2 separate regions of the Homo sapiens genome follow, and region 1 is linked to region 2. The links are chromatin loops, found by intact Hi-C in ENCODE. Cell type or tissue: dorsolateral prefrontal cortex. All regions are shown on one strand. Each heading gives the region's core, and the rest is flanking DNA. Links, peaks and the distances in the headings are about the cores only.

Region 1 (10,810 bases), core at 2,264-10,263, 54 kb before region 2:
CCAAAGCATACCGTATTCATTATTGTAGCTGGCCAGGCACAATGCTCACGACTGTAATCTTTGGGAGGCCAAGGTGGGAGAATCACTTAAGGCCAGGAATTTGAGACCATCCTGGGCAACATAGCAAGACTCTGTCTCTATAAACAAAATGATAGCTTTATAGTAACACTTGAAATTAGATAGTGTAAGTCCTCCAACTCTGTTTTCCTTTTTCAAAATTGTTTTGGCCATTCTAGTTCTTCTGCACATACATGTAAACTTTGTAATCAATCTGTGAATTTCTATAAAAATAATCAGCCTGACAATTGCTCATGGGATTTTGATTAAGATTTTGTTGAATCTATAAATTTGGGGACATAGAACATCTTAAAAATATCTCATCTTTCAATCCTTGAACAGATTACATCTCTTCATTGATTTAGGTCTTCATTAATTTCTTTTCTTTTTTCTTTTTTTTTTTTTTTGAGACAGGGTCTCACTCTGTTGCCCAGGCCGGAGTGCAGTAGCACAATCTCGGCTTACTGCAACCTCCACTTCACAGGCTCAAACGATCCTCCTGCCTCAGCCTCCCAAGTAGCTGGGACTACAGGCATGTGTCACCATGCCTGGCTAATTTTTGTATTTTTAATAGAGATGGGTCTTACCATGTTGTCCAGGCTGGTCTTGAACTCCTGGACTCAAGTGATCTGCTTGTCTCGGCCTCCCGAAGTGCTGGGATTACAGGCATGAGCCACCGTGCCCGACCTTAGGTCTTCATTAATTTCTTTCAGGAATGTTTATAGTTTGCAGTGCATAGGTTTGGGCATGTTTTATTAAATTTATCCCTACACATTTTATGTTTTTTGATGCTACTGTAAATGGTACTTTTAACCACCACATGTCCTCACTCATATGTGGAAGGTAAAAAAAATGATCTCACATTAGTCAAAAGTAAAACAGAGGCTATTAGAGCTGGGGGAAGGGAGGGAGAGAGAGAGACGTGTTGAAGGATACAAAATTCCAGCTAGATGGGAGGAATACATTCTAGTGTTCTACACCACTGTAGGATGACTGCAGTTAACAAAAATGTATAGTTTCAAATAGCTAGGAGGAGGATAGCAAATGTTCCCTAACGCAAAGAAATGATAAGCGCTAGAGATGATGGATAAGCTAGTTGACCGGCATCTAATCACCACACATTGTATGTATTGAAACATCACTATGTACCCCATGGGTATGTGTCATTATTTGTCCATTTAAATTGTTTTAAATTTCACTTTCTGGTTGTTCATAGCTAATATATAAAAGTAGATTTGACATTTTCCCTTGAGTTCCTGCTAAATTCACGTATTAGGTCTAGTAGTTGTCTTATAGATTCCTTAGGAGTTTCCATGTCCATGATCGTGTCATCTACAATTAAAAACAATTGCGCTTTTCTTTCATATATATATGTTCATTTGTATATGACATTTGCATATTGATTTACCTATAATGTACATATGATGTGTACACATATGCATACATATCTATACAGGATTTTTTTGCCTATGTCAGTGGCCAGGTCCGTCAGTGACAATGTTCAGTGAAAGTGGTGTGAGTGGGCGTCCTTGACGTGTTCCTGATTTTAAGAAAGCGTTTGGTCTTTCACAATTAAGTACAGCGTAAGCTGTAGATGTTTCTCCTAAATGCCTTTTTATCAGGTTGAGTGAGTTTCCTTTTCATTTTAGTTCCTAGAGAGTTTTATTTTTTCGTAAATGGGTGTTGAATTCGGTCAAATGCTCTTTCTCTGTTGATATGATCACGGTATTATTCTTTGTCATTCTGTTAATGTGATAAATTACGTTGATTAAATGTTGGCTGTGAAATTGTCTTGCATTCCTGGGATAAATTCCATGTGGTCATAATGAATGCTTTGTACGTGTTGCTAAGTACAATTTGTTCACATTTTGTTAAGGACTTTTGCGTCTGTATTCTTGAGGGATGATGCTGGCCTCATAAAATGAGTTTGGAGGTGCTTCTCCCTTCTCTATTTTCCTAAATAATTGGTGTAATATTGGCATTATCTCTTCCTTAAATGTTTGATCAAATTAACCAATGAAACCATCTGGGCCTGGAGTTTTCTTTATGGGATAGAATTTAATTATTTTAATAGATATAGAGCTACTCATATTTTCTGCTGCTTCTTGTGTAAATTAAGGAATCTGTCTAGTTCATCTAAATTTTCAAATTTAGTGAACTAAATTTGTTCATATTGATTTATTCTCCTTTTAATGCCAGTAGTCTCTGTAGCAGTATTTCCTCTTTCATCTTTGATATAGGTAATTTTATGGCTTTTTATTTTCAAATAACCAACATTTTACCTTACTGGTTTTCTCCATTATTTGTTTCCTATTTTATTGATTTCCACTTTTATGTTTATTTCCATCCTTCTATTTACTTTGGTTTTAATTTGAACTTCTTTTTCTGTTTTTTGTGTTTTGTGTTTTTTTTTTTTTTTTTTTTTGAGACAGAGTCTCACTCTGTCGCCCCGGCTGGAGTGCAGTGGCGCATTCTCGGCTCACTGCAAGCTCTGCCTCCGGGGTTCATGCCATTCTCCTGCCTCAGCCTCCCAAGTAGCTGGGACTACAGGCACCACCACCACGCCCAGCTAATTTTTTCTGTATTTTTAGTAGAGATGGGGTTTCACCGTGTTAGTCAGGATGGTCTCGATCTCCTGACCTTGTGATCTGCCTGCCTCGGCCTCCCAAAGTCCTGGAATTATAGGCATGAGCCACTGCGCCCGGCCCTTTTTCTGGTTTCTTAAGGAGGTTGCTTAGGGCATAGATTGTAAACCTTTCTTCTTTTTTAACATAAGTATTTAAAGCTATAAATTTCCCTCCAACCACTGCCTTAGCTACGTTCTAGAAATATTGATGTGTTATTTTTTCATTGTCATTTAATTCAAAATATTTTCCAATTTCTCTTATGAGTTCGTCTTTGATTCTTAAGTTATTTAGAATGTGTTGTATAATTTCCCAGTTGGGAGCATTGCCAAGCTATCTTTTTATGATTGATATTTATTATTGTTGTTATGTCCTAGTGTATGGTCTACTTGGTGAAAGTTCCATGTGCAACTGAAAAGAATATGAAGTGTGAAACGTATGTGAAGAATGATGGTGGGACTCTGGTATAATCATCTTGGAAAAAGTATTTGTCATTCTTGTGTTAAACATATACCTACCTATGACCTAGCCATTTCACTCGTAGATGTTCATCCAAGAGAACTGAAAATGTATGTCTACACAGAAAGTTTTACATTAACATTCATTGTAGCTTCATTTGTAATAGCCAAAAACAACCCACCAGTAGGTGAGTGGATAAACAAAATTGGCGTATCTATACAATGGACCACCACTTACCAAAAAAAACAAAAAAGAAAAAAAAAACAGCTCCTGATACTGGCTTTTTAGATGTACCTCTTTGTATTTTAGTGGTTGCTCTAGAAGTTTACATTGTACATCTTTATTATAACCTACTTACTGTATATCTTTATTATAACCTACTTACTACCTACACCTTATATGTACTACTTCCCATTAAGTGTAAGAACCTTGCATCTGTATAATTAATTCCATTGGCAACCATGTTTTTGCTATTGCTGTCATATGTTTTTCATTAATATAAACCCAAATATACATTGTTATAATTCTTAAGTAATCAGTATTGTTTAAAGAAAATAAGAGAAGGAAAAATACGGTATTTTTCTTTACCTGTATATTCCCACTTCCTGTACCCTTCATTTCGGTCTGTCCATCTAAGTTTCCATCTGGGAAAATTTCCCTTCTGCCTGCAGAACTTTTTACTGCAGTTTTTGTAGTGCAGGTCTGCTGGTAAGGAGTGATCTTGGCTGACTTTATCTGAAATGCCTTTATGTCTGTTTAGGGTTTGAAAAGTAGTTCACTGCACATAGATCTTGGAGTTGCCTTCTTTTTTTTTTTTTTTTTTTTTTTTAAGACGGGGTTTCACCATGTTGGCCAGGCTGGTCTCAAACTCCTGACCTCAAGCGATCCGCCCACCTCGGCCTCCCAGAGGGCTGGGATTACAGGTGTGAGCCACTGTGCCTGGCCCGGAGTTGGCTTTTTCTTCTTTCTGCCCATACACTTTTTTCTGATGGGAAGTTGCCAGGCGTGTACAACATGTCCCGGCTGCTTTCAAGGTTTTCTCTTAATCTTGGGGTGTCCAAGAGTTTGACTGTGATAGGCCTGGCTGTGTTTCTTTATCCTTATATTGCTTGGAGTTTGCTGTGATTCTTTGATGTTTGTCAACAAATTCATGAAACTTTAGGTCATTGTTTCTTCAGTTTTTTTTTCCTGCCTCATTCTCTCTCCTCTCCTGAGACATCAGGATGTGAGTTGTTTTAATATTGTCGCTCAGGTCCCTAAGGCTGTTTTTTCATTGTTCTTTTTAATCTTGTTACTCTCTATACTTTTGATTGGAGAACTTTTTAAAAATCTCTCTTCAAGTTCATTGACCCTTACTTCTGCCATCTCCAATCTCTTCTTAAGAATACAGTCCATCCAGTTAAATGTCCAATTTTCACTTGTTATTTTTACCTTTACTTTTTGTCCTAGAATTTTCCTTTCTTTTTTCTTTGAGATGGGGTCTCCCTGTGTTGCCCAGGCTGGAGGTCATGCATGCAGTGGTGTGATCATAGCTCACTGCAGCCTCGAACTCCTGGGTTCAAGTGTTCCTCCCACCTCAGCCTCCTGAGTAGCTTTCAAGAGTGAGCCACTGCGCCCTGTCAACCATGGACACTTAAAAACAGAAAACATAGCATAAAGCCTTCATGCCATGCTTTACAGCCATGCTTTGAGCACCTACTATGTGGCAGGTACCATGCTGGGGACAAAAATGTGAAGAAGGGAGGCCCCTGCAGGGCAAGAGAGAAAGACAGGCTTTAGAGTAATCAAGAAACAGCATTCTGTGGGAGCCCTAAGCGGGTGCCTCATCTTGCCAGCTGACAGGGAGGACTCCTGGAGGGGAGCCTGTGTGTTGAATCTTAACCAATGAGGGGGCATTAGCCAGGGCAGAAAGAGGAAGGCACAGCTTTGGGCTGAGGGAACAGCATGGGCAAAGGCACAGAGGCCAGACAAGGCGGGTGCAGAAGAAAGTCCCAGGCAGGAGTAAAGGCAGTGTCCCCACCCACTGGGGGCCCCCACCGTGGTGGCTGTCTGGTCCTCACGGCGGCCCTCCGCGGGTGGGGTGGGATCAGAGCTTGTCTGAGCTGGTGAAGGCGGGACTCATCCCTGCTGTGTCTGGGCCTCCTGGTGCGGTCTTCCGCCCTGACATGCCTGGGCACCTGGGAGCTGACAGGTACAGCACCTTTCCAGAGATGTAAGGCACTGGATGGGAGACTCTGATCTGTAAAGAACTGGCTGATGGGAAGCGCCTGCTGCATTGATATGGCATCTCCGCCCCACCGAGGCTTTGAAAATCAAATACTCCCCAAGCTATGGAAACCCAACCACAGGCGGACTGTTAGGACTTTATTATTATAATCACTCGGCCCAATTCCAGCCACCGCGGGCAGAACAATGAGCCATTGAATCCTTGCAGAGGTCTCGCCTCTCCCATGGGCAGGGACCCGGTGCTGAGGCCTTGGCAGGGAGGGTGGTGGCAGGCCTGTGCGCTACTGCACAGCCCGGGGGCCCGTGGGGGGTCTGGGCTTCGGTCTCCTCACTCATCGAGCAGGAGGCCTGAAGAGAACACATCCGGATGGTGCTGCACTCTCCTGACATTCTGTCCCACATTGTGACCCTTGTAGGTCAGGAACTAACTCTGCTTCAGGGAGACCATGATGCAGAAGACACCAGCGTCCTTCGCAGTCCTCAGCATGCATGGCCTCGCCTATATAATCACAAAAAGGGAGCCTGTGGGGTGTTCCCGCCCCAAGCTGGGGTGCCTAGTATAGGGGTGGCCCTGGGAGTCCCAGCTGGGTCAGAGGCCAGCAGCCAGGGTAGAGGGCTGGGCACAGTTGGCTGCACCCCCAGCTGCTGAGTTACAAGGCCACACCACCTCCTGCCGGTGGCTCCACTTTATTCTCAAGCATTTGGTGTTATTTGATCACCAGTTATAAGCCAAAAAGATTCCAGTTTTAATTAGGGGGGAAAAGTTCCATTCTGTGGAACCGCAAGGCCCCATGATTGTCCCACGAAACCCTAGAGGCCAGGACCTCGCCAGGCTTGAGCCAGGTCTGCCCTGCCCTTCGGTCCTGCTTCACCGGCACCGCTGGCTTTGCATCTCCATGTCCTGAACACACTTGGGTTTGTTGGGCCTGGATTTTCACTCCTGTGGGTGCCCAGCCCTCTGCCCTGCCCCTGTGAGAGTCAGCTACCAACCAAAAGGCACAGCGGGGGAAGTTCTCTTCTGTCTCCAAAGAGTCTCTGCTTGTCCCCCTCACTGGGAAGTAAGGGAAGGCTCTGGGAACGCCAGCTTGGGTTTTGGGATTAGGGTAACCTGAGCACCGTACACCATGTCAGGGCTGGGATCAGGCAGGCTCGGGCCTAAGATGCTTTGCTGGGCCCCACAGACGGCCCCCTCGCTGTCCTCATAGGCACACAGGATTGGCTGGGGGCCAGGACAAGCAGGGCTCCAGAACCCTCTGGCGGCAGGACCAGAGGTCAGGGAGATTTGAGGGAGTTAGGCCACGCCTCGAGAGCAGGCATAGGGGAAGATGAGGGACAGAAGGGTGGTCAGGGTGCGGCAGGAGTGAGGCTCGGCTGCATCTGCAGGACAGCACCAAGGGCCCACGGGCACCAGGCCCAGGTCTGAAGCTGCAGCCCTGACGGTTCCCATGATCAAGTGTGCAGGGATTAAGGAGCAGTATCTGGAAAATGGGCCCACAGTCTTGCCTCTCTCTCCCAGGGTTGCCCAGAAGACCCATCCAGGGTGTTGACAGCAGCAATCACTGGCATTTAGTGCATGGACTTGGCCGCAGGGCGTAGGCACCGTGTGGGTTGTCGTCCTCCACTCCTGGCCAGTGCAGGCAGTCTCGGCTGCTGTCGCCTGTATTCCCTGACGACCCGTAGTGCCAGCCCGAGCTGGATGCTGTCACCGCCTGACGGAGCGCAGGGTGTCTGTGGCAAGTCCTCAACTCTTGGCCAAACTTCACCCTGCATGGTGGATTCTGGGAACAGAAATCGATGATGCCAGCCACGCCTGCCGGGCTTGGAGGTGGGCCCTGTGGCTGACGCTCAGGGGGCTGCTGCAGGTGAGGCCCAAGGAGCGCCCAGGTGTCCGGGGTCCCATCCCTCCCACACTCTGCCTCCCAGAACCCCGTCGGGGCTGCATCACATCCATTTCCTGGGTTATCAGTCTCGTGGCAGCTCTTGCCTGTTGAAGAATCTTCTGTCCAGCTATTTCCCAAGCTGAACATTCCAGGTTGTGGCTGGACAGGCCCTTGCCCGCCTGCCCCCAACCCTGAGCTCCTTCCTTCACTAGCCCACCAGCAGCTCGGCTCCCTGCAGCCGGCCCCGTGGGACCTGGTCTGGGCAGGGGCACAGCAGAGCTGGGATCTGCACAGCACTGGAGCACTGGATCCTGCCTGGAAGAGCACAGCCCAGAAGCCCCAAGCACAGGGGGGAGGCCCCTCAGCCCGGGCGCAGAGGGACATGGGAGCACACGGAGCCAGTTCCTCCCTGCCTGCCTTCTGCTCGGGGTGGCAGCCAGGACGCCAGCGTGTACCTCTTTATGCCCCTGCCTGGTCCAGGAAGAACCTCAGGCAGCTTGCAGGGCCATGCAGTGCCCAGCCAGAGAGCCCAGCTCGAAGATGGTGGTAGAGGAAGGAGACCAGGCTGGGCATAGGATGCTCCCGTGCCAGGCTCTGTTGAGCTCTGGGCTTCCGCTGGGAGGGCTGGGGAGGGGAGGGCCAGGGAGACAGAGGTGGGCTAGCCCAAGGACGCAGCCTGGGGGCCCATGGGAGGGGTCTTGTGGGCCAGTGGCCCTACCAGGACGGGCGTGGGGCTGCTGCCTAGGGCTCCATGGAAGCCCAGGGAGTGGGATCTGGAAGTCTCTCTCAGCAGCTGGCTGGCTCTCTGGCCTGGCCAAGCAGGCAAAAGTAGGGGCCAAGGTGCTGGGTGGATGGGCTGCGGGGTCCCTGGTGGCATGGGGGCCCACGTCCAGGCCCTGCTAGAGCAGTCCCAGGTGGGGGGTAGCTGGGTTGTGGAGAGGGACACCACCCCAGCACACTCCCATTCTAGTCTTCGCCCCATGTGAGTTGGGCTGAGGCCCCCACATGGGCTGGGAGGTCCACAGCCTGTGCATTTGGGGCCAGGAGAGGGCATCTTCCTCTACTGCCCAAGAGTAAGACCTGGCCCAGGCCCATCTGGATGGAGAGGCAGTTCAGAGGGAGATGCTTCCTGATGGGGCGCCCTGTGCCTGGGCCTTAATACCTGTAGGGGCTGCACCACCTGCCCTGGCCACTGATGCTGGCCCGCTGGCCTTGGGTGTAGACCCCCTGCTGCTTCCTGCTCCAGAGGGTGGGGATCCCCGTGTCTGGCAATGAATGACCCACACCAACCCTCCTGGACCCTGACTAGGCCCAAGGGTGGGAAGTGGCGATGAGTGAGGGCAGGTGGGCAGAGGCCAGCAGGTCTCATCAGGCTGGGCGGGAGGATCTCTTGCCCAGGACAGGGGCACTCAGGGACCCTGGGGAGGAGAAGTGGCTCCCAGAGGGACACGGGGTGGGGCAGCAGCCTGGGACCGAGACCAGGAGGCTCAGGTGGCTCTGAGCTCTGGGAGGCAGGAGTGGCCCCCACCCACCAGCCCAACGCAGACACCAACACGCTTCTCATGCCACCCACTGAAGCCAGGTGCCAACCTGTGCTCTCTTGGGGAGGGATGTGAGCATGGGGCGGTGACGCCACTAGGATGGAGCCTCAACCCGAGGTGGCCCAGGCACCTGGAGCCTCAATAGGGCCTGGAGGGGTTAGTGTGGCCTCATGGCCCTGCCCCGATGAGCACACTGCCCAGCCACCTCAGGGCATCCCTCATTAAAGGTCTTGGGTCACCTCCAGTTCTTGCCCAGTGTGTGAGGGGTAGGTGGGGGCCTCAGGCCTGCCTCTGGGTCCTGCTTCAACCTGGGGAGGGGACCAGGGCCCAGTGCCCAGGCACTGGCGGCACCTCCAAGCTGCTGCACTGGGGCTGGAGTGGCCGTGGGCCAGGTAAGGCAAGCAGGTGTCAGCCGAGGTGAGCTCATGTGCCAAGACCCTGTGGGAGGAGCCCAAACCCGAGGCCAGGAAACAGGTGCTCTCAACTGCAGCCCCACCAAACTGCAGCCCCACCTGACGCTGCTGCTCTCACAGGGGCAGCCCTGCCTGAGGGCCTAGCCAGCACTAAGGTCACCTCACGGCCAGGAGAGCAGGGCCGAGGTGCCCGATGGCTGCCAAGTGAGGCTAGGGCCAAGCAAGGGTGCAGCATGCTCAGGGAGGGGGCTGCAGTCTGAGCATCTCAGTTACCCCTCCCCTTGAGCTGATGACCCCTGCTGTACCCCCTGTCCACTCCTCAGAGCCCTGCCAGGCCCTGCCCTCCCCTGCTGCCCCGCTGTGGCCCTCGAAGCCCTCCATAACTGTGTGTCCCCTCCCCTGCATGTGGACCACCCAGGGGGCCTGGGGAACTGCCCAATGTCACTCAGGGGTGTTGGGGGCAGGAGAGGGTGACACTGCCCCATGCAGGGTGTGGCAGAGAGGGGCCACTCAGCCTCGCTGGGCAGCACCCCCCGCCCACTTCTCCTGCTCCCACGTCTTTGCGAGATCCGGTGCCACAGCAGAAGTGTGGAGGATGTCGCCGGGGGTAATTGCAGGTTACACAGAACAATCTGAGGAATTAAAGTCATATTTTTATTGCACCATAAAAACATGTGAAGGCGGCAGGACGGCGGCCGCGGGGCCAGGCGGAGAGCACCCGGCTCTGGCCCCACCCTGCACTCCCTGGGCCGTCTCCAGGGAGACGCAGGATCGAAACCACTGTTGGCCCAGCACACCGGTCCCACGCTGGGCAAGGGAGACCGGGAGAGCGGCCGCTTTGCCCACATTGCCCTGCTGGGCCCTGGTTCCTGCCCTGGCTGTGCAGCTGCCTGGGTGGGGGCTCTGGGCCAGTGTCCCACCAGAGTAGTGAGGTGTGGGGATGGCCTGTGCCTGCGGGGTCCCCTGGGCCTGGTCTGCAGCCAGGTGCCTGCCAGTTCAGCACCGGCCCTGAGAGGGCCTGGGGCAGCAGTGCTGGCCTCTTTGTGGCCACTCTTCACCTGCAGCACCCATTGCTTGTAAACTGGGCTGGACCCCTGCCTACCACTTACCAGGAGGGTATGAGCCCCTGTGCAGCAGGAGCCCAAGGACCCACGGCTGCCTGGGATGTGTGTGGTGGATGTTTTGGTCCCTCCTAGGGGATGTGCAGGCCGGCTGAATGGGCCACACAGCGTGGGAGAGCCGAGGTCACAGAGAGCAGGTGTGTGGTACACGGTGTGTTCTGGGAAGAAGGGGCACGCAGAGAAAACCACCTGGAGGGGCCAGTGGGGACATGGACGTGTGGGTGGCTCTCAGGCCACCAGCAACAGGTACTCCTGGTCGGCTGGGCAGACAGGGAGGCAAGAGGCCCTCCCGGCAGAATGCGGCCCAGTGTGTAGTGCGGGCTCCACACAGCTGCATCCTCTCCATCACCACAAAAGCACCAAGGCCATTTCAAGCTTTCCCCATGCTCCCTGGCAGGGGCTGATCCCAGGGCCAAGGAATCCACAGGCCCTCTGCCCCCTTCCTGGCTGCTGCCCAGAGCCACCCCCCAGAGCCCAGGCAGCAGGTGT
Region 2 (10,810 bases), core at 1,779-9,778:
CTCCTGGCCTTGGAGATGCACTGTTCTTGGTGGGGCTGTGCTGTGCATGGCTGTAGCATCCCTGGGCTCCCCGCAAAGGGGAGCAAACCCTTCCCCAGTGACAACCAAAACTGTCTCCAGACATTCCCAAATGTCTGAGGCAGACAGCGCAGAGTCGCCCCTGGCTGAGAAACCCATCCTACGGCCCACTCCCCATGAGGGCTCATCGAGGATAAGCCTCCTCTTCCTCTTCCACCCAAGAGTAGAAGAAAAGCACTGGAATGCCACGGCGCCAGATCCTTACCAGTCATGCGGCACGGGCTGGGCCACCTCCCAGCCATAGTTGGGGGCATCTTGGATCAGGCCTCCCAGCAGTGCCGCCTGGTGCATCAGCTTCTTGGGGATGCAGCCCACGTTGACGCAGGTGCCGCCGAGGCCCCACCGGGTGCCTGGGACGTGGGAAGAGCACATTTGAATTTATGTTCAGGTGACTGCTGGAGGCTTCCCTGTTCTTCTAGAGTGTTTGGAATTCCTTAAAGTTGCTTTGTAACTCTAACACAGACCAGCTGACATGCCACACGAATCTGCTCTCTATAACTGTACTCGAAAATAAAAACAGTTGTTTTTACTTTTTAATATTTATTAATTTATTTATTTGAGATGGAGTTTTGCTCTTGTTACCCAGGCTGGAGTGCAGTAGTGCAATCATAGCTCACTATAGCCTCGAACTCCTGGGCTCAAGTGATCAAGGCCTGCCTTGGCTTCCCAAAGTGCTGTGAGTACAGGCGTGAGCAACTGCACCTGGCCAGAGTTGTTTTCGATAATGGTCAAGAACTTTAAAGTAATGATGAGTGAAACAGGACACTGTCCAGAAACCATGGACAGCAGGGCTGAAGGACTTTGGTGTCAGCTGCCCTCTGTACAGGAACTGGGCCCACCTCCCACCTCCTTCCCCAGGACACCCGGCTCCCATAGGGTGCTGCCTACCTTGGGGAGAAGGTTCCACGTAGTCCACCACGGCCACCTTCCTTCCCAGCTGGGCGGCTGGAAGGATAAGGAGAGCAGCAGGTGAGCATGGGGAGCTGGCTCAGGACTCAAGAACAGGCACTCCTCAGGGCTTGTGAGGTCCAGAAGAGTGTGGGCAGGGCCTGGGCCTGCGGCTGCCCACACAGTGGCTGAGCTGCGCAATGCTAGGGACCCCTGATCTGCCTCTGCGCTCTGGCCTGCTGAGCTGCGCTGCCTGCTGGCTCTGCATTGAGTCTTCCAGTCTCTTTCTGGCACTGCCCACCCAGCTGCGCTGCCCACAGGCAGGAGCCCTCAGACCTCTCAGGGCCCGCAGCCTTTGTACCATCCACCCCTCACAGTGCTGGCATCAGCCCCACCTGCCCCTGCATGTTCACGTTCACCATAAGCCCAGTGCCCACCCAAGCATCCCTGGGTGGCATCCCCCAGGTAGCCACTCACCGGGAATGGCTCCTGACTCAGAGGCTCTCCCTTGCCCCTTCCCATCCCAGCCAGAGCCCCCTAGGTGGGCATTCGCTGCCTCACTCTCAGGACCAGGACACCAAAGCTCAGGAGAAGTGACGCAGCAGCCCCAGGGTGGACCAGCCCCAGAGCAGGAGCCGAGACCTGACTCCAAACCACACTTCCCGCTGCAGAGCCACCCAGTTGCCCTCCCAGCCAGCAGTGTGGCCACCCAGGGCCACAGGTTCTGGGGCCAACTCAGAAACCATTAGCCAGGACCGGGCATGGTGGCTCACACCTGTTATCCCAGCACTTTGGGAGGCTGAGGAAGGTGTATCACTTGTGGTCAGGAGTTCAAGACCAGCCTGGCCAACATGGTAAAACGTGTCTCCACTAAAAATAAAAATTAAAAAATTGGCCAGGTGTGGTGGTGCAAGCCTGTAGCCCCAGCTACCCGGGAGGCTGAGGCAAGAGAATCGTTTGAGCCCAAGAGGCAGAGGCTGCAGTGAGCAGAGATCACACCACTGTACTCCAGCCTGGGCGACAGAGCAAGACTCTGTCTCAAAAAAGAAAGAAAGAAAAAAAAAAAAAAACATTAGCTAGGGCTAATTTCAAGCTTCCATTTGCCCGGGCTTGGGCACTGCATCAGCAAACTTCAGGCCTTGGACTTGACTGCCTCCCAAGGCACACACAAATCTCATGAACCCTAAAATGCCAAGGAAAGTGTTTGATTCGTGGCTATTAGAAAGCAAGATTAGAACAAAGTTTTGTAAGAGTTCATTTTTAAAATCCATTTTGCTTGGCTGGGTGCAGCGGCTCATGCCTGTAATCCCAGCACTTTGGGAGGCCAAGGTGGGCAGATCACGAGGGCAGGAGATCGAGAACATCCTGGCTAACACGGTGAAACCCTGTCTCTACTAAAAAATACAAAAACAAAATTAGTTGGGCGTGGTGGCAGGTGCCTATAGTCCCAGTTACTCGGGAGGCTGAGGCGGGAGAACGGTGTGAACCCAGGAAGCGGAGCTTGCAGTGAGCCGAGATTGTGCCACTGTACTCCAGACTGGGTGACAGAGCGAGACTCTGTCTCAAAAAAAAAAAAAAAAAGCTAATGTCCACAAGGCACAGTGGCTCACGCCTATAATCTCAACACTTTGGGAGGCCGCAGCAGGCAGATTGCTTGAGCCCAGGAGTTTGAGACCAGCCTGGGCAATATAGCAAAACCCTGTCTCTACAAAAAATACAAAAATTAGCTGGGTGTGGTGGCATGCGCCTGTGGTCCCAGCTGCTCGGGAGGCTAAGGTGGGGGGATGGCTTGAGCTTAGCAGGTGGAGGATGCAGTGAGTCAAGATTGTGCCACTGCACTCCAGCCTAGGTGACAGAGCAAGACCCTGTCTCAAAAAAAAAAAAAAAAAAAGCCAGTGTGCCAGTGTGTAACTCCCACATCTGACCACGATGGAGCAGCAGGGCCCAGATTTACCCTCCCCCTGAAGCAACCCAAAACCCAGGTAAAATGCATGAAACAACGGGCTTTCAGGTACTCCATGTCAGGTAACAAAGGACCTGAGAGAGAGGAAACAAACATGGTGAGCCCTGGGGAGTCTCCAGGACCCAGCACTGCAGGCTGGGGAAGATGGGGAGAATCCAGCACAGGAGAGGGCTGAGAACTGGGGGAGACTGAGGCAGCCAGAGGTCATGCACAGAAGACAGTGAGGAGGGGGCTGCCCAGAGAATCTGAGAGATCTGATCGGCGCATGTGTCTTGGGAAACTACCTGAGACCAGACAGAACCACCTGGAAGGACTGGAGGGGACAGAGCCCACACAGGGCAGGGGACAGTGCCTGTTCCCAGAATCTGGACTGGGAAAAGCATATAATTCCTGGGGCGTTGGGTCATGCCCCAGTAGTTGAGAATCATTAGCCCTAGACTGGGCACTGCTCCATACCCACCTAACAAATCTTTTGCAGAAGACCCAAAAGGATCAAACTGACTCTTAATAACTGCATCCCAGAACAGAGCTCAATAATAGTATTTCTAGAAATACAAAAATGCCCAGAACCCAACAAGGTAAATTCAAGTGTCTGGCATTCAACCAAAAATTACCAGTCACACAAAGAAGCAGGAAAATACACCTATAAAGGGGACAAAAAAAAATCAGTCAATGGAGACTGACTTGGAACAGACACAGATGTCAGAATTAGCAGAAAAGATCAATAAAACAGGTATTCTAACTATTCCATACTTTTTTATTTTTATTTCCTTGCTTAGATGCCTCACTTGTGTGCCCTAACTCCACCTTATCACATATGATGAACTATCTGTTCATGTGTCTGTCTCGGTAACTAAACTGCAGAACTCCGTCAGTCAGGGGCTTTGGTCCTGGTTTGTCTTTGTTGTTCCGGGTCCTGGCCCAGAGCTTGGACCACATTAAGTATTCAAATGGTTTGTTGAAGAAATTAACATGTTAAAAACAAACCTTTCTCACAGAACACTGTTCCTCCTTCAGTGTTCAAGATCCCAGACCTTTGGGTCCCTTTTTACCTACTTACTCCCTACCAAAAGTTCTCTCTCCTTCGACTCCAGGGTGGTTTTATAAACCTCTTATGCATCTCAACTTGCACTATATGGTAGCTACTTTTCACAGCTACAGACTTTTGGTGTGGGAAGGATCTTTTTTTCTCTTTTTTTGAGATGGAGTCTAGCTCTGTCACCCAGGCTGGAGTGCAGTGGCGTGATCTTGGCTCACTGCAACCTCCACCTCCTGGGTTCAAGCGATTCTCCTGCCTAAGCCTCCTGAATAGCTGGGATTACAGGTGCGCACCACCATGCCCGGCCAATTTTTTTGTATTTTTAGTAGAGATGGGGTTTCACCATGTTGGTCAGGCTGGTCTTAAACTCCTGATCTCATGATCCGCCCACCTCGGCCTCCCAAAGTGCTGGGATTACAGGCGTGAGCCACCATGCCCGGCCAGGAAGGATATTATATGCAATTTGTTCTACCTGCTTACCTGAAGTTTGAGTCTCCTTCATAACATCCTCACCAAGTGTTCACCTATGCCTGGTGCCTTTGTCTGGGAATGTATTGCCTTCCCAAGTGGCCATTTAATTTTGGGAACTCTCCCAATATAAAATTTCTCCTCATATTAATTGGAAATGTTTTCCTATAACTCTTAACTATCTCCACCCCCTCTCCCACATGCCCACTCTTTAAAATTTAAAACTATTTTTTTCCTTTCCCTTAAGTTTTCTCTTTTTGAATTCCTTCAATGATGACTTTCAAGGATAGATTCCTTCAACTAGGATAGTTTAGGTCACTTCTCTCCAAATGACCCACCTTCTCCAAACCTCTGTTCAGAAGGGGCTGCGATGCTCCCAGTAGGAAGTCTGAGGCCCTAAAAATGGGCAGCTCTCGACCTGTCCTGGCTCTGGGCTGTATCAGCCTTGAACTCGGTCACATCAAACATCTGACTTATAGAAGTTAACAAGCAGACTGGGCGTGGTAACTGACGCCTGTAATCCCAGCATTTTGGGAGGCCGAGGCGGGCAGATCACCTGAGGTCAGGAGTTCGAGACCAGCCTGACCAACTGTAGTTTCACGACCAGTAGTGAAAGCTCGTCTCTACTAAAAATACAAAATTAGCCAGGTGTGGTGGTGGGCGCCTGTAATCCCAGCTACTCGGGAGGCTGAGGCAGAAGAACTGCTTGAACCCGGGAGGCAGAGGTTGCAGTGAGCCGAGATGGCACCACTGCACTCAAGCCTGGGCAACAAGAGTGAAACTATGTCTCAAAAAAAAAAGTTAACACAGCATTCACTGAAACCCCTGAGGCTTTTTTTTTTTTTTTTTTTTTTCAAATCTTGTGGACTTCTGACTGGTACAACTGCAGCTGCCTTGCCTGGTAACTTGGGTACCTGGTTTGTGGGTCCAACTGCAGGCCATTCAGGTAGACTTGATTTTTTTTTTAATTTAAAAAAAGGCTTTTTTTTCTTTTTTCTTTTAAAGAGACAGAGTCTCACTTTGTTGCCCAGGCACTGGTGTGCAGCGGTGCGATCACAGCTTGCTTACGCCTTGACCTCCTGGGCTCAAGCAATCCTCCCAGCTCAGCCTCCCAAAGTGCTGGGACCACAGGCACACACCAACGCCCAGCCCTCAGTGGTTTTGATGGATTAGTGTATCCCCAGACCCTCCGAAGGGGAGGACAGTGCCTTATCTCTCTCTTTCTTCCACCAAGAAGGCCACAACCGGCCTTTTAACCTTGATCCAAGCGAGGCTGAAAAGCAAACAGGGCGTTCATCTTCATCCTTTATAGCCACATAGCCACATCTCCCGCCCACAAGCAGATTCCACCACCCCCCGCACCCTAAGGCCCAGCCTCATCAGCTGCAGCATCTTCACCTGGCCTTTCACACTGAAGCAGAAGGGGTGACGGTTTACTTTCAGCTGCATGGTCTCCATCATACCCGTAGACCCAACAGCTGAGCTTCCCCTCTGTCCCTTCTCCTCAGCTCACTGCCCCACTAGCCATTCTGCATGTTCAAACAGTGCAGGAGCAACATGGAAGATATAACCAAAGGCTCAAGCTGGATTGTAGAGATGAAAACTACAATACAGGAGATGAAAAATACACTGGACGGGATTAATGGCAGGTCAGATGTTGCAGAATCTTTTATTGGTGGGTTTGAAAACATAGGAATAGAAACTATCCAAAATGAAACGCAGAGTAAGAAATGTTTCTAATGAAAAGAGCATCAGTAGGTTGTGGGGAAGCTTCATGCAGCCTAATATACATGGAATTAAAAGTCCCCACATGTGAGGGGAAGAAGGAGGGACTCAAGGCCAATGAAAAGAGAAAATCCTAAAAGCAACCAAGACACACTACAGAGACACTAAGATAAAAATAGTAGCAGATTTCTCACTGGAAACAATGCAAGCCAGAAGTCAGAGGGGCAAAATTTTTAAAGTACTGAAAAAAAAAAAAAAAGCGGGGGGCCAGGCATGGTGGCTCACGCCTGTAATCCCAGCACTTTGGGAGGCCAAGGGGGGCGGATCACAAGGTCAGGAGATCGAGACCATCCTGGCTAACACGGCGAAGCCCCGTTTCTACTAAAATCACAAAAAATTAGACGGGCATGGTGGCATGCGCCTGTAGTCCCAGCTACTCAGGAGGCTGAGGCAGGAGAATGGCGCAAACCCGGGAGGCAGAGCTTGCAGTGAGCTGAGATCGCACCACTGCACTCCAGCCTGGGCGACAGAGCAAGACTCCATCTCAAAAAACAAAACAAAACAAAACAACAACAACAAAAAAGAAGGCAAAATAAAGACGTTTTCAGACATACAAAAGCTGAGAGAATTCATTACCCCCAGAGCCATATTACAAGAAATGCTAAAGGATGCCCTTAAGGTAGAAGAAAAATACCAGATGGAAATGTGGATCCTCACAAAGGAATGAAGAGCACAGAAATACAATGGGTGAGTATGTGAGATTTTCTCACACGATTTAAGTATATTTTAAACAAAAATAATAATGATGTATCATGGATTTATAACATGTAACAGTAAACACATGATATAATAACATAGAATGAAGGTTAGGAGGGGTGGAATAGATGTATGCTTTTTTAAGGGTAGACTGGCAAGTTAAGGTACATGCCATAAACCCTAAAGCAACTCAAAATAAATCAAAGACCTAACTGTAAGAGCTTGAACTATAAAATGCTTAGAAGAAAACACAGGTGTAAATCTTTGTGATCTTGGATTTCTTAGCTATGATACCAAAATCATAAGCAACAAAGGAAAAAAATAGATAAATTAGGACTTCACCAAAATTTAAAACTTTTGTGGCACAAAGGATACCATCAAGAAAGTGCAGGGCCGGGCATGGTGGCTCACGCCTGTAATCCCAGCACTTTGGGAGGCCGAGGCGGGTGGATCACCTGAGGTCAGGAGTTCAAGACCAGCCTCAACATGGAGAAACCCTTTCTCTACTAAAAATACAAAATTAGCCAGGCGTGGTGGTGCATGCCTGTAATCCCAGCTACTCAGGAGGCTGAGGCAGGAGAATTGCTTGAACCTGGGAGGCGGAGGTTGCGGTGAGCCGAGATTGTGCCATGGTACTCCAGCCTGGGCAACAAGAGCGAAACTCCGTCTCAAAAAAAAAAAAAAAGAAAGAAAAAGAAAAAGAAAATGCGAAGAGGCCAGGCACGGTGGCTCATGCCTGTAATACCGGCACTCTGGGAGGCCGAGGTGGGCGGATCACCTGAGGTCAAGAGTTCAAGACCAGCCTGGCCAACATGGTGAAACCCCATCTCTACTAAAAGTACAAAAATTAGTCGGGTATAGTGGTGTGTGCCTGTGGTCCCAGCTACTTGGGAGGCTGAGGCAGGAGAATCATTTGAGCCCAGGAGGCACAGGTTGCAGTGAGCCAAGATCACACCACTGCACTCCAGTCAGGGTGACAGAGCGAGACTCCATCTCAAAAAACAAAACAACGGCGGCTCACACCTGTTAATCCCAACCCTTTGGGAGGCCAAGGTGGGTGGAACACTTGAGAGGTCAAGAGTTCAAGACCAGCCTGGCCAGTATGGTGAAACCCCGTCTCTACTAAAAATACAAAAAATTAGCTGGATGTGGTGGTGCACACCTGTAATCCCAGCTACTCGGGAGGCTGAGGTGGGAGAATTGCTTGAGCCCGAGAGGCCGAGGTTGCAGTGAGCCGAGATGGTGCCACTGCACCCCAGCCTGGGCAACAGAGTCAGACCCTGTCTGAAAACAAACAACCAACCAACCAAAAAACAGCTGAAATGTCCAGAACAGACACATCCACGGATATAGGAAGTAGATTAGTGGTTGCCAGGGGCTGGGGAGAGGGGGGAAGAGACTGACTGCCAATGGGTACAGGGTATTTTGGGGAGAAACTAAAATGTTCTTGAATAACACAGGTTTGAACTGCACAGGTCCACTCATACATGGATTTTTTTTCAATAAATATAATCCCTTGACCGGGCACAGTGGCTCCCACCTGTAATCCCAACACTTTGGAAGGCCAAGGTGGGCGGATCACCTGAGGTCAGGAGTTCGAGACCAGCCTGGCCAACATGGTGAAACCCCGTCTCTACTAAAAATACAAAAATTAGCTGGGCGTGGTGGCAGGCACCTGTAATCCCAGCTACTCGGGAGGCTGAGGCAAGAGAACTGCTTGAATCCAGGAGGTGGAGAGTGCAGTGAGCTGAGATTGTGCCATTGCACTCCAGCCTGGGTGACAAGAGCGAAACTCGGTCTCAAAAAAATATATATATTATCTCTCCATATCAGCAAGTTCCAAATCTGTAACCAAACTCGGATTGGAAATACAGTACTCCACTGGACATGGTGGCTCATGCCTGTAATCCAGCACTTTGGGAGGCTGAGGCAGACGGATCACTTGAGCTCAGGAATTCAACACCAGCCTGGGCAACATAGCGAAACCCACCTTCTCCACCAAAAAAATACAAAAAGTAGCTGGGCATGGTGGCGCCTGTGGTCCCAGCCACTCGGGAGGCTGAGGTGGGAAAATCGCTTGAACCCGGGAGGTGGAGGTTGCAGTGAGCCGAGATTGCACCATTTACTGCAGCCTGGGCAACACATGAGACCTTGTCTCAAAAAAAAAAAAAAAAAAAAGAAAAGAAAGAAAGAAAGAAAAGAAAGAAAAAGAAAAAAACAGTATTCATAGGATGCAAAACTATATATACAGAGGGCTGACTCTGTATCTGTGGGTGCTTCAGGGCCAACTGCCTGACTCCAGTATGCACAAATTTCAGTGTCCATGGATTCTGCTAACAGCGGGAGTTCCTGAACCCAGTCGTCCTCGGGTACCAAGGGACAAATGCATACGTAATGTGAGGTATATCTCAATAAAACTATTCTAAAAATATGAAACACTTAGGGATGTATCTGATAAAATATGTGAAAGACGTAGACATTGAAAACCACAGGCCAGGCACCGTGGCTCATTCCTGTAATCCCAACGTTTTGGGAGGCCAAGGTGGGAGGATCATTTGAGCCCAGGATTTTGAGACCAGCCTGGGCAACACAGAGAGACCCTCATCTTTCTTTTTTTTAATAAAAAAAAAAAACTTGAGTAAAAAAGAAACTACAAAATGCTGCTAAAAGAAATGAAAAAATACCTAAATAAGAGATATACCACACGATCCAGTTGGTCCATTTTTAGGCACTTACCCAAAATAATTTAAAACATATATCCACACAAACACACAGACAGACGTTCACAGCAATACTGTCCACAATGGCCAAAAGGTGGAAACAATTCAAGTGTCCAGCTACAGGGGAACACGTACACGAAACGGCACAGCCATAAACAGAACACTACTCAGCAATGAAAAGCAAGAAACCATCGACACTCGCGCCAACGAAGATGAGTCTCAAGGTCATTACCCTGAGTGAAAGAAGCCAGAAGAGGAAGATGACATACAGCAGCATTCCGTTTATACGCAATTATAGAAAATGCAAACTATAGTGACAGACAGCACATGCCTGGTTGCCTAGGATGCAGAAGTGGGGGAAGCCGGAAGGAACTGCCAAGGTTTCAGAAAATGTTGGGGTGTTATGGGCTGAGCCATATCCCCTCAAAATCCCTATGTGGAAGCCCTAAACCCTAGCACTTCAGAATGTGACTGTATTTAGAGATAGGGTCTTCAAAAAGGTAATTAAGTTGGCTGGACACGGTGACTCATGCCTGTAATCCCAGAACTTTGGGAGGCCGAGGCAGGCGGATCCCTTGAGGCCAGAAGTTCGAGACCAGCTTGACAAACATGGTGAAACCCCGTCTCTACTAAAATACAAAAATTAGCCAGGTGTGGTGGCAGGCGCCTGTAATCCTAGCTACTCAGGAGGCTGTGGCAGGAGAATCGCTTGAACCCAGAAGGCACAGGTTGCAGTGAGCCAAGATCTCACCACTGCACTCCAGCCTGGGTGACAAAGCAAGACTCGCTTGCAAAAAAAAAAAAGAGGTAGTTAAGTTAAAATGAGGCCATAGGCCGGGCGCGGTGGCTCACGCCTGTAATCCCAGCACTTTGGGAGGCCGAGGTGGGTGGATCATGAGGTCAGGAGATTGAGACCATCCTGGTTAACACAGTGAAACCCCGTCTCTACTAAAAATAAAAAAAATTAGCCGGGCGTGGTGGTGGGCGCCTGTAGTCCCAGCTACTCGGGAGGCTGAGACAGGAGAATGGCGTGAACCCGGGAGGCAGAGGTTGCAGTGAGCTGAGATCACACCACTGCACTCCAGCCTGGGCAACAGAGCGAGACTCCATCTCAAAAAAAAAAAAAAAAAAATTAGGCCATATACAGGTACAGTGGCCACACTTGTAATAGCA

The links. Peaks named below come from ENCODE experiments on the same cell type or tissue, not always from the same donor. Only the 100,000 strongest peaks of a DNase experiment are listed, where the experiment ranks them.
Region 1: it touches region 2 in a loop (4-fold over the local background); 13 of 110 quality-filtered maps call a loop at or near these places.

Annotation. Positions count from the first base shown.
Region 1 is chr22:19,863,749-19,874,558 of GRCh38, forward strand. It overlaps LOC124905080 (a long non-coding RNA gene), which reads left to right. Exons shown (of 2, transcript XR_007068005.1): 2 at 3,059-3,671. Among named protein-coding and RNA genes, the nearest start is that of RTL10, 14 kb to the left of the region's middle. RefSeq lists an enhancer at 4,923-5,865. In dorsolateral prefrontal cortex, for the core only: no CTCF peak of the experiment used is centred there; a DNase peak (open chromatin) is centred at 5,543; H3K4me3 peaks cover 587 bases; H3K27ac peaks cover 679 bases.
Region 2 is chr22:19,918,577-19,929,386 of GRCh38, forward strand. TXNRD2 (thioredoxin reductase 2) reads right to left here. Exons shown (of 18, transcript NM_006440.5): 3 at 967-1,023; 4 at 284-428. Among named protein-coding and RNA genes, the nearest start is that of COMT, 18 kb to the right of the region's middle. In dorsolateral prefrontal cortex, for the core only: no CTCF peak of the experiment used is centred there; no DNase peak of the experiment used is centred there.